Regions from separate parts of the Homo sapiens genome. Here region 2 is linked to region 1. The links are chromatin contacts, found by Hi-C in ENCODE. All regions are on one chromosome and are shown on one strand. Each heading gives the region's core, a stretch centred on a gene start or an enhancer-like site at or near the end of the contact. The rest is flanking DNA. Distances are from core to core; before and after follow the strand shown.

What was found. A loop is a pair of places that touch in the nucleus more often than their neighbours do. Pooled maps may share reads with other maps.
Region 2: a map of dorsolateral prefrontal cortex shows a loop between it and region 1 (4-fold over the local background). The contact joins the enhancer-like site here to the promoter of UBE2F in region 1. A Hi-C loop is called at or near these places in 16 of 168 maps with a recorded cell type or tissue (CD4-positive, alpha-beta T cell, CD4-positive, alpha-beta memory T cell, CD8-positive, alpha-beta T cell and 10 more), 27 of 37 single-sample maps with no recorded cell type and 32 of 50 pooled maps.

Annotation. Positions count from the first base shown.
Region 1 is chr2:237,964,711-237,969,653 of GRCh38, reverse strand. It overlaps UBE2F (ubiquitin conjugating enzyme E2 F (putative)), which reads right to left and starts at 2,640. Exons shown (of 10, transcript NM_080678.3): 1 at 2,522-2,640. UBE2F-SCLY (UBE2F-SCLY readthrough (NMD candidate)) reads right to left here and starts at 2,709. Exons shown (of 19, transcript NR_037904.1): 1 at 2,522-2,709. RefSeq lists a silencer at 2,417-2,596 and a cis regulatory region at 4,113-4,776.
Region 2 is chr2:238,261,774-238,266,777 of GRCh38, reverse strand. PER2 (period circadian regulator 2) reads left to right here. Exons shown (of 23, transcript NM_022817.3): 9 at 1,188-1,266; 10 at 3,720-3,826; 11 at 4,434-4,587; 12 at 4,941-5,004. Among named protein-coding and RNA genes, the nearest start is that of HES6, 24 kb to the right of the region's middle. RefSeq lists an enhancer at 2,495-2,995. Within about 2 kb of position 3,142, at least 23 of the 41 ENCODE cell types and tissues checked have a DNase peak (open chromatin) inside an H3K27ac peak, as active enhancers do; they include dorsolateral prefrontal cortex and thyroid gland, where a contact is called at or near this core.

The sequences.
Region 1 (4,943 bases), core at 1,391-3,890:
CGAGCACATCAGTCCTGCCACATCGTCAGAGTCACCCAATAATGGACCAAGACGTGCATCCATCCATCACCTGGGGGTCAGCTGGACGCACCAGATGCCCTACACAAGGACTACCAGGTCTCTGGCTGACCTTGGGAATGCAAATGAAGCAAAGAGTGAAAAATAAAAGCACAACTGCTTGAACATGAGTTCAGCAGGCAGTAACCTAGGAAAGTCAGAATGAAGAGTCCCACAGAACAGCAAGCACCAGGGCCACATGCAGCTCCCTGAAGGAGGCTCAGGGAAGCCTGGGGAGAGAGATCCTTCATGCACTCAAAGGCCAACCACCAAGAAACTCTTCTGCACCACTACAGCCCGCAGGCTACGCTTAACGCTTTTATACCCCCAATCACGCCACGATGAAGTCTTCTCTGTGGGCAGAAGACGCTCCAACATTCAATTCCACTGAAGAGTCAGATTGCTGGTTTACTATCTTCAAGTCTGTGACTTGCAAGATATAAAAGAATGTAACACTGGTGCTTTGTTTTCCATAGAAAGTAATAAAAAATGTACTTCTCTAACATTCTAAGAAATCTAATATAGTGACCATCTATTTTTCTATCGTGTGTATCATTTTCACACGCCACTTTAAGAATAAACCCAAGGCCTAATTTGGGAATGTTGCCATAGCTGTAAAATTAAATTTAAACCAAAGGATTCTATCAAAAAGTAAGTCTTCAAACTGTCAAGAGGCTAGCTGAATACCTGCAGTTGCTTCAGAATTCTTTTCCTTCTTCAATATGCTTCAACTCTTGAAGATCTGGTTTAAAACAAAACTTCCTCTTTCCTGCAAATTACGCTCTAAGGCAGCATTTCGGTAACAGATCAGCTGTTCTGAACAGCATTCTCAGTTTCTAAATTCCACAAGTTGTAATTGGCCCAGTTAGGTTCCTCCTCTGGGTGGGACCTGCTTTCAGACAGCCCGGAGAAGAGCATCTGGTGTGCAACTTACTAGTGCCATCAAGTGATATTTACTCAGCATCCCTGCAAGCAATGGCAAAACCAGGCCATGTCACTTGTGCAGGGACACCAGGGGCCAGTCAGCTCAAGGTGAGGGGGCTACTTATTTACAATTCCTTCCGAATGGAGACGTCTCAATCCAAGCATAAAGGATGGGACTGCGGGTCACTAGGGGACACTCAACTTCCCCAGCCAAAGGGGCCCCGATCAGGGCACAACAAAGTCCACATCCCACTCTTCTACAGAATGCCAGTGCCCAGGAACCTCCTGCTCGGCACAGGAGTACGCTGGTTGACCGACCATCTTTGGAGCCCAGCCCCTTTTACGTTCAGCAGTAAACCTGCCCCTTCCTGCACTGCCTACTACCTGAAAGGCAGGTATGTCCAGGTGGGGGGTCCTCAAGCCCCACAGCACTAAGCTTGGTGTGATTCTGTCTCTCAATCTCTCTCTCTCTCCCACCTCTATGCTCCCCCTTGCCTTCATCTCACTCCTCAGCCAGGATTCCTCTGCACCAGGCAGGCCAGTTTCCTCTTTGTTCCTTCACAACACCCTGTTCATTTCCAGAAGCTTCTATTCAGTCTGATACCCAGGTCTAGAATGCCCTCCTTCCCTTCACAAACGAATCCTACCCCTTCCTTAAGGGGAAGATTCCTACCTACATCCCAACATCTCCTCCTCCAAGAAGCTTTCTCTGGCTATTCCAACCCATCCTGCCCCCACTTCCAGGCGGTCGGGAATGCAGAGTGGGGGGACCCAATTCTCTCCTGTGACAGATGAGGAAACTGAGCCCAGGGAGGGGAAGGCCACACCCAAGATGACACACCAGCAGAACTAGGTCTGGAACCAAGACTCTGCTGCACTAATTGTTCCAAGATGCCCTTCCTTCCTCGTCTCCTTTGCTGTGGTAAAAATTTTCCAAACTAGCCTGGCCGCCCCCAGTTGTAGGTAAGCGTCCATACTTACTCTTCCCGCTGCAGGTACGAGGACCGGGCGCGAGTTGTCACTCCCCTCACCTCCCCCGCTCCTCACGGCCTAGCGCGACTCCTGCCCCGATCGGGAGTCCAGTCCCGGTTTCTGCGGCCACGTCGGGCCGGTGACCTTGGCCAGGCGCTGGACGCCCCGCTTCCTCCGTACAAGGCAGGCAGCCGATCCCGCGAGTGGGGCGTGAGCGCGGCCAGGTCTGTGCCACGCTCGGCCCAGGGCCTGGTTCACACCAGGTGCTCGGCGCGGGCCGTCCCCCGCCGCCGCCGCCGCGGTCACTCACTGCCGGGCGAGGCCAGCGCCCCGGCCGCCGACGCCGCCTCCGACCCCCGGCTCGCGGCCCGCGGCCCGCGGCCCCTTCCCATTCACGCCGCTCGGCCTCGCGTCCGGGTGCCCGCGCCCGCCAGGCCCCCGGCGTGAGGAACCCGGCGGGCCCGAGGCGGCCCCGCCACCGCCCGCGCCCTCCGCCCGGCCCGCAGGCCAGCCCGTGCACCGGCGGCCGCACCTCGCCCCGCCGCAGAGCCGCACGGTCGCTCCTCACCTGGGCTCCCCGAGACAGGCGAGGCGGGCCCGGCGCCCAACACCATGCCCGGTCCGGGCGGCTGCTGCGAGACGCGGCCCCTCACAGCCGCACCGGCTCCCGGCGGCGGGACCGGAAGTGGCGGGGCGGGGACTCGGCCGCTCTCGCCCGCGGCAGCCGAGACAGCAGCGGGCGCTTTAAAAAAAAAATTCAAAGTCGCGAAAAACTTTATTTGGAACCAGACACGCGAACAGCGGCGTGCGCCGATCGGGACTGGGCTGGGCGACGGGCCTCTCGGACCTCGCTCATTGGCAGAGGGCGCGGCCAGGGGGCGGGCACGGATTTCGCAACCGCCGCTGATTGGCGAGTAGCGTTAGGGGCGGGGATTCCGAGTTGGCTCTGGAGCCCGAGCGCCGGAGGGCTGGGGGTTTTGCACCTGGTTCCAACACGGGTTCACTTCGTGGTCTGCAGGGTTTAGGGGCACGGAGGAGCCCGGGCTATCCTTCCCTGAAGGAGCGGCCTCCGTGGCTGGAGCTCCCGCTGTCCAGCGCCGCACCTGGAGTGCAAAGGACTGGACAGGCCCCCGCAGCCTGCAGTGCAGGCGGTGAGGGAGACCGGGCGGTCAGACACGCAAGCCACGACCAACCCCAAACCGTGTGCTGCGCCCACAGGCCCCACTGTTCTTGTCATGTCCCTTTTATTCCTTCTTTTCTCTCTTAAATGTGTTTAAAGTACCTTAAAAATCCATTTCAACTTGTCCTCTTTTGGGCGCCCAGATTCATCCCGCGCCCATTAGCGTCCTGTGTGATTGACGAGGGGCCGTCCTGGGCGTCAGGCAGGCCCCTGGAGGAGTGGGCCATTAGAAAGATGAGGTTCAGCATGGAAACGGTCAGAAAGAGACAAGGAGTTAGACTTTCATTTCGAAAAACCCCACTGAGAGGTTTCTAACAGTGGAGTGACTATCAGGTTTTCTTCCTAAAGGAGGCTGGCGGGCCCGGTGGCTCACGCCTGTAATCCTAGCACTTTGGGAGGCCAAAGTGGGAGGATCCCATGAGCCCAAGAGTTTAAGACCAGCCTCCTGATGGTGGCAAGACCCCATCGCTACAAAAAAAGAAAAAAAAAATTAGCCGCGTGGTGGCGCGCGCCTGTAGTCCCAGCTACTCAGGAGGCTGGGATGGGAGGATCACCTGAGCCCAGGAGGTTGAGGCTGCAGTGAGCCGTGATCGCACCACTGCACTCCAGCTTGGGTGACAGGGCAGACCCTGTCCCCATAATAATAATAAAGGCTTTGGCTCTAAGTGAGTCGGTGGGAATGGAGTCAGGAAAACTGGTCAAGAACACAACTCAGCCGGGCGCAGTGGCTCAGGCCTGTAATCCCAGCACTTTGGGAGGCCGAGGCAGACAGATCACCTGAGGTCAGGAGTTCAAGACCAGCCTGGCCAACATGGCAAAACCCCATCTCTACTAAAAATACAAAAAAGCCGGGCGTGGTGGTGCGCCCTTGTAATCCCAGCTATTTGGAACGCTGAGGCAGGAGAATTGCTTGAACCCAGGAGGCGGAGGTTGCAGTGAGCTGACACTGCACTCCAGTCTGGGTGACACAGCAAGACTGTTTCCAGAAAAAAAAGAAAAAAGAAAGAACACAACTTGTGTTATTTCTTGTGTTTGGGACCATGTCTCTCCCTTTTTTGCCCGGCTAACTCTCAAGTTTTCCTAAGCTAAGACACCAACTTCTGATAGGCCTCAAAGCCTGGGGGTGGGGTGGGGCAGTGCAGGTGCCCTCTGTGTCTTCCTTGGAGCCCTGCACTTCCCTCTTCCTTATTGTCATGGCCTGTTTCCCTGACTAAGCTCAGCTCCTCAGCCCTCCTCTTCCTTCTTCCTCCAGCGTCACCTCCTGCCACCCCCTTTCCCATCCTGGAACATGCAGGTGATTAAAACACATCTGCTGGATAGAGATTGCATGCGCTGGCGGCATGAGTCCTGGTGAGAGGAGATAAGGGCTTGAAGATTGCAGTGTGTGAAGGTGCAGCCGGAATGGCGTGAGCACTTGTCTTACTCATAAGCGTCACTGTCTGCAGAATGGATTGCACCACACATTGGCCCACGTAGGCCCAAATTCCACCGCTGTGGATGAATGAAGTCATTTCTAGCTCCATTTCATGAGGCTGCCTAATTCTTTCACTAAGACTTATTTAGGACTTCCTAGTTTATTAACTCAATTAATCCAAACAATAACCCCATGAAACAGGTATTATCCCCATTTTATAGATGAGGAAACTGACACAGAAGTTAAGTAGTCTGTTGGCAAAAAAGGTCAAACTGTAAAATATTTGAAGAGATTTTATTCAGAGCCAAATATGAGTGACGAAGGCCTGAGTCACAGCCTCAAGAGGTCCTGAGAACATGTGCCAAGGTGGTTGGATTACAGCTCGATTTTTATAAA
Region 2 (5,004 bases), core at 1,893-4,392, 300 kb before region 1:
GCGCGAGCCACCGCGCCCGGCCAAATGACAGCCTCTTAAAAGTGATAGAAATATTTTAAGTATGTGACTTTCTCTGCAATGTTTTTTGTGTTCCTGCGTGTATTACAGAATGTTCTTTTCCAAATAGTAAGGTTTAGAGAGGGTACTTAGAGTTCAACAAGTTATTCCCCCAAATTACCAGTCTCCTTCAAGAATGAAAATGTTGGAATTTTGAATGTTTTGTCCATGAATTGAGGAAAATTTTGGATATATGACTCACTTTATGCAAATTACTCTATCAGCTTTGTCCACCTTTGTCTAGTTTCTAAACTGTGAAGTTCTCCAGTATAGTGACATTTGCTAAGAAATCTGAATCCAGACCAGGTGCAGTGGCTCATGCCTGTGGTCTGGCACTTTGGGAGGCTGAGGTAGGAGGATCTCTTGAGCCTGGGCATTTGAGACCATCCTGGGCAACATAGTGAGACCCTGTCTCATTAAAAAAAAAAAAAAGAAATTTGAATCCAAGTATGTAACTCATTTTCCTAAAAATAATGTGTCAGATCACTGTAGTTTCATCTTAAACATCATAAAGATGGGGCCGGGCGCAGTGGCTCACGCCTGTAGTCCCAGCACTTTGGGAGGCCAAGGTGGGCGGATCACGAGGTCAGGAGATCGAGACCATCCTGGCCAACACGGTGAAACCCCACCTCAACTAAAAATACAAAAAATTAGCTGGGCGTGGTGGCACACGCCTGTAGTCCCAACTACTGGAGAGGCTGAAGCAGGAGAATCGCTTGAACCTCGGAGGCGGAGGTTGCAATGAGCCGAGATCGTGCCACTGCACTGCAGCCTGGGCAACGCAGCAAGACTCTGTCTCAAAAAAAAAAAAAAAAATCGTAAAGATGGCCTTCCAGCTTTATTTTGCTAAGAGTAGTCTTTACGTGGTCCGTGTGGTTTTGTTAACACGGCAGTTTCGATTTACTAGACTAAAACTAGCATATAAAGAAGCTAAGAAGGCTGGCCAACGATCCCACAACCAGCATAAGGTTCTCAGTGTGGCAGTCTCTGTTGTTCAGAGTCCATGTTTTAATTTTTTTCTTTAGCTGCTCATTACTCTGAATCTACAGGGTGTTTTCTGGTAGTTTTAATATAACATCAAATATGCATTTCTTAGGATCACAAATGTGTGCAATATTCTGTTCTTTCAGCCCCTAGAATTCCTCCTGAAAAGAGAATTTTTACAACCACCCATACACCAAATTGTTTGTTCCAGGATGTGGATGAAAGGTACGTGGTCTTGACCCACCCCCTTTTTCATGTTTTTGATATAAAAGCTATTTAGCCAAAGCCAAGACTGCATCTTGGTTTTATAATTACATGATAATGGACAAAAACATGTAATTATATACAGGCAATGAAATAATTATGGAATTACACTGAAAACTTCCTAAGATATGCACATGGTGTAATTGAGGCTTTCTGGAGAGCTGTTGATCTAATTGAGCCTGTCTTAATTCTCCCATATAAACCCATTCGGAGTGGATAATGGTCCAGACAGAGGCGCTGTTGCCTGGGACCAGTGTCAGGGTGGAAGCCGGAGATGCCATTGGCTGGATCCCAGCAGAAGTCTATCTTCCAGCCTGTGTGCTAGAGGCTTCTCCAGGGGACAGGATTTTCTCCATGCCTCAGAGCCCCACTTGGGTCCCTCTCTCTGGGTCTCCCCCTCAGGGTGCTGTAGCAGGTGCGAACAGTCCCAGTGAGATTTGGGAGCACCCATGTTCTGAGTGGCTTCTGCCCCCACCATGCATCTTCTCCCAGCTCCTCCACAAATGCATGAAGACTCCAAAAACACTTGGGCCGGCTAGGTGCAGTGGCTCACACTTATAATCCTAGCACTCTGAGAAGCTGAGATAGGAGCATCACTTGAGGCCAGGAGTCTGAAACCAGCCTGTTTGAAACCAGGAGTTCAAAACGTAGCAAGACCCTGTCTCTGCAAAATAAAATAAAAATTAGCTGGGTGTGGTGGTGTGCACCTGTAGTCCCAGCTACTCAGAGGCTGAGGCAGGGGGATCACTGAGCCTAGGAGTTCAAGGCTACGGTGAGCTATGATTGCACCACTGCACTCCAGCCTAGGTCACAGCAAAAGACCCTGTCTCAAAAAAATAGAAAGAAAAAAAATGTGTGGGCCACTGGCAGTAGTCACCGAAAAGTGACCTCAGAAGATACCACAGGAAGTGGACCAAGAAGCACCAGTGTGCTGGGTTCCTAAAATGAACCAGGTCACCTAGAAGCTGGAGGATCAAGACCTCTCCCTCCTCTACTCTTGGCCCAGGGACACAGGCCCCCATCCTTGGAGTCAGGGCCACACAGCTTCCTGGGGAGGCTCTATGGGTAAAAAGGGATCCGTCACTTCCAGCTCCAGGTGGCTCAGGTGTGTCCGCGGGGCTGCCTGGGGCAGAGCCAGTTTGCAGATGCAGGCTTCTGGACACCACCCTGCCCTGTGGAACCAGGATCTTGGAGGGCAGGGCCTGGGGCCGTATATGTAAAGCAGCCTCTGGAGACTTTTCTTCCTTCAGAGATCTGAGAACTGTCTCTAACCCACTCCCATGCCAACTTGGTGTCCAGCTCAGCCCTGTGCAGGGAGGTTGGCAGACAGGTTCACCTGGCATGATGGGCCACAGCCTGCAAGCTCTCCTTGATGAAGCCTTGTGTGTGGCCTGGCTCACAAAGCCCAAGGACAGCCAGGGCTCCCCCTCCTCCTCCCCTCCTTCTTTTCACCCTCCACCCCCTTTCTGCTCCCTCCTCTTCCTCCTCCCCCTCTTTTTCCTTCCTGTTCCCCCACTCCTCTCCTCTTCCTTCCTCTTCTTCCTCCTTCAGCAAGGCCTTGATGGGACGGATGCCAGGAACATTCTGTATATCCTGTCCAAAGGAAAACATGAGGCCTGAAGAGAGAGCCTCAGACAAGAAGGAGGAAATCAAAGAATAACGCCAGGCCCTTGAGAAAGTTCTGCACCATGGTCTAAAGATTCACAGGGAAAATCCTTCTACACAAGCAGCAGAGTTTGAGGAAACATTGGTTTGGATGCAACAAGTGTTAAGAGGCAGATCGGGAGAAGAAATGGTCGGTGGAGCCGGCAGAGGGCGCTGGACACAAACAGAAGCAGAAGGTGCTGCTGAAGTTCAGCTCCGTCCTGCAATGGAGCAAAGCCACAGCTCTGGGAGGAGGCATGAGCTCAAAGGGCAGAGGCCCAGCCAGCCACCGAGACTCCAAAGAAGCCACAGTAAACCAACTGGATGCTGAGGCCAAAGTCACACGAGACCAGGCTGGAAAAGAAGCACATACAAAGGGTTTTCCGAGGCCCAGGCAAAACTTGTTAAGCAAAAATCCATGCCAGGTCACATGTGGCCAAACTAATGAATGACACTGAAAAAGAAAAAGATGCTGGAAGGAAGAAAACAAAAGCATGATCATGACTTATCTCTTGGGAGGTGAAACGCAGAGCTGAAGCACTCAGGCCCCAGCAGAGGGAGCCTCCTTCAGCGTCCTGGACAGTGAACCTTCGTTTGCTATTGATTAAAAGTCTAGCTGGTTCTGTTAGTCCAACTTTTGATCTCCGGGGGTGGGGGAGGGGGTGGGGTTTGGAGTGTATCTTCTCTTTCCAGGGAATAAGATGGTTCTTAGTGACAATCTCCTCATCTGTTTGGATGCCAATCCTAGCGTGTGTCTGCTTGCCTTCCAGGGCGGTCCCTCTCCTGGGCTACCTACCTCAGGACCTGATTGAAACCCCAGTGCTCGTGCAGCTCCACCCTAGTGACAGGCCCTTGATGCTGGCCATCCACAAAAAGAGTAGGTCCCCTTTTCATGGTACATCCTGAAGTGTTTGGCGGAAGTTCCTGTGTCCTTGGGGCTGCTTCTTGGGACCAGTCTAGCTCTGACAGGTCAGATCAGCTAAGGACAAGCAGGTGGTAGACGCCCGCCTCGCCGCCTCCCTCCTGGCACTGCAGTGCCCAGTGGAGTCGAGAGAGAGGGGTAAACTCATGTGAGTTCCTTTGTGGCCAGTTGTTTCTCAGTCCGTGGCCTGAGTCCGTAGCATCTTATGTTTACTGTTGGCTTCAGTGGCGCATGGGAGGAGGGGAGACCAGTTCATCTGTGGCTAGGAAGGTTCTCACCAGGCCAGGGGAGTGCACAGTGCATGTCCTCACCAAGCCCAGCCCTCATAGATGCAAGTGACACTAGCAGAGGTGAAACATGGGATGAAACAGCTCCTGCTGGAAACAGCCTCCTGGTAATCTACAGCAAAAACAGGAGGTTGAAAGCAGTGGCTTTGAAGAAGTGTTCATACCCCTACAGTTTGCAAATGATCCTGGGCCTGAGTGACTCTTGACTTGTCTCTCTCTACTATAAATCCTGTTTGCTCCCCTTTTCCCCTGAATGCTGGCTTTTGCTCTCCTAGTCCTGCAGTCAGGCGGGCAGCCTTTCGACTATTCTCCCATTCGGTTTCGCGCCCGGAACGGAGAGTACATCACGTTGGACACCAGCTGGTCCAGCTTCATCAACCCATGGAGCAGGAAAATCTCCTTCATCATTGGGAGGCACAAAGTCAGGGTGTGAGTGCTCCAAGGGCCCGAGGTGGCTCAGGGGTCTTGGGCGGGGGTCTCGGGCTGTCCTCACCTCCCAGCAACAGATGGCATAGGGAGGGGCTGAGAGGCCAAGACCGAAACCTTGCTTCCTGCCACCAATCTGGAGCCCCAGACTGCTAGGCAGGGGTGACCTGTCCTCTGCCCCCAAGTGGGAGGGACCTCATTCAAGCAGAGTAGGGAGTGGACAGGCAGCAGCCTGGGGGGCTGCAGGGGAGAGGCAGAGGGCCCACCCAGGCAGGCAGCATGTAGTGGCTATACAGTCACGCCAGAGAGGTCCTCCTGTGGGGCCCCATCTAACAAGATGAATTAAAACCACGCAGGGGCCCTTTGAATGAGGACGTGTTTGCAGCCCACCCCTGCACAGAGGAGAAGGCCCTGCACCCC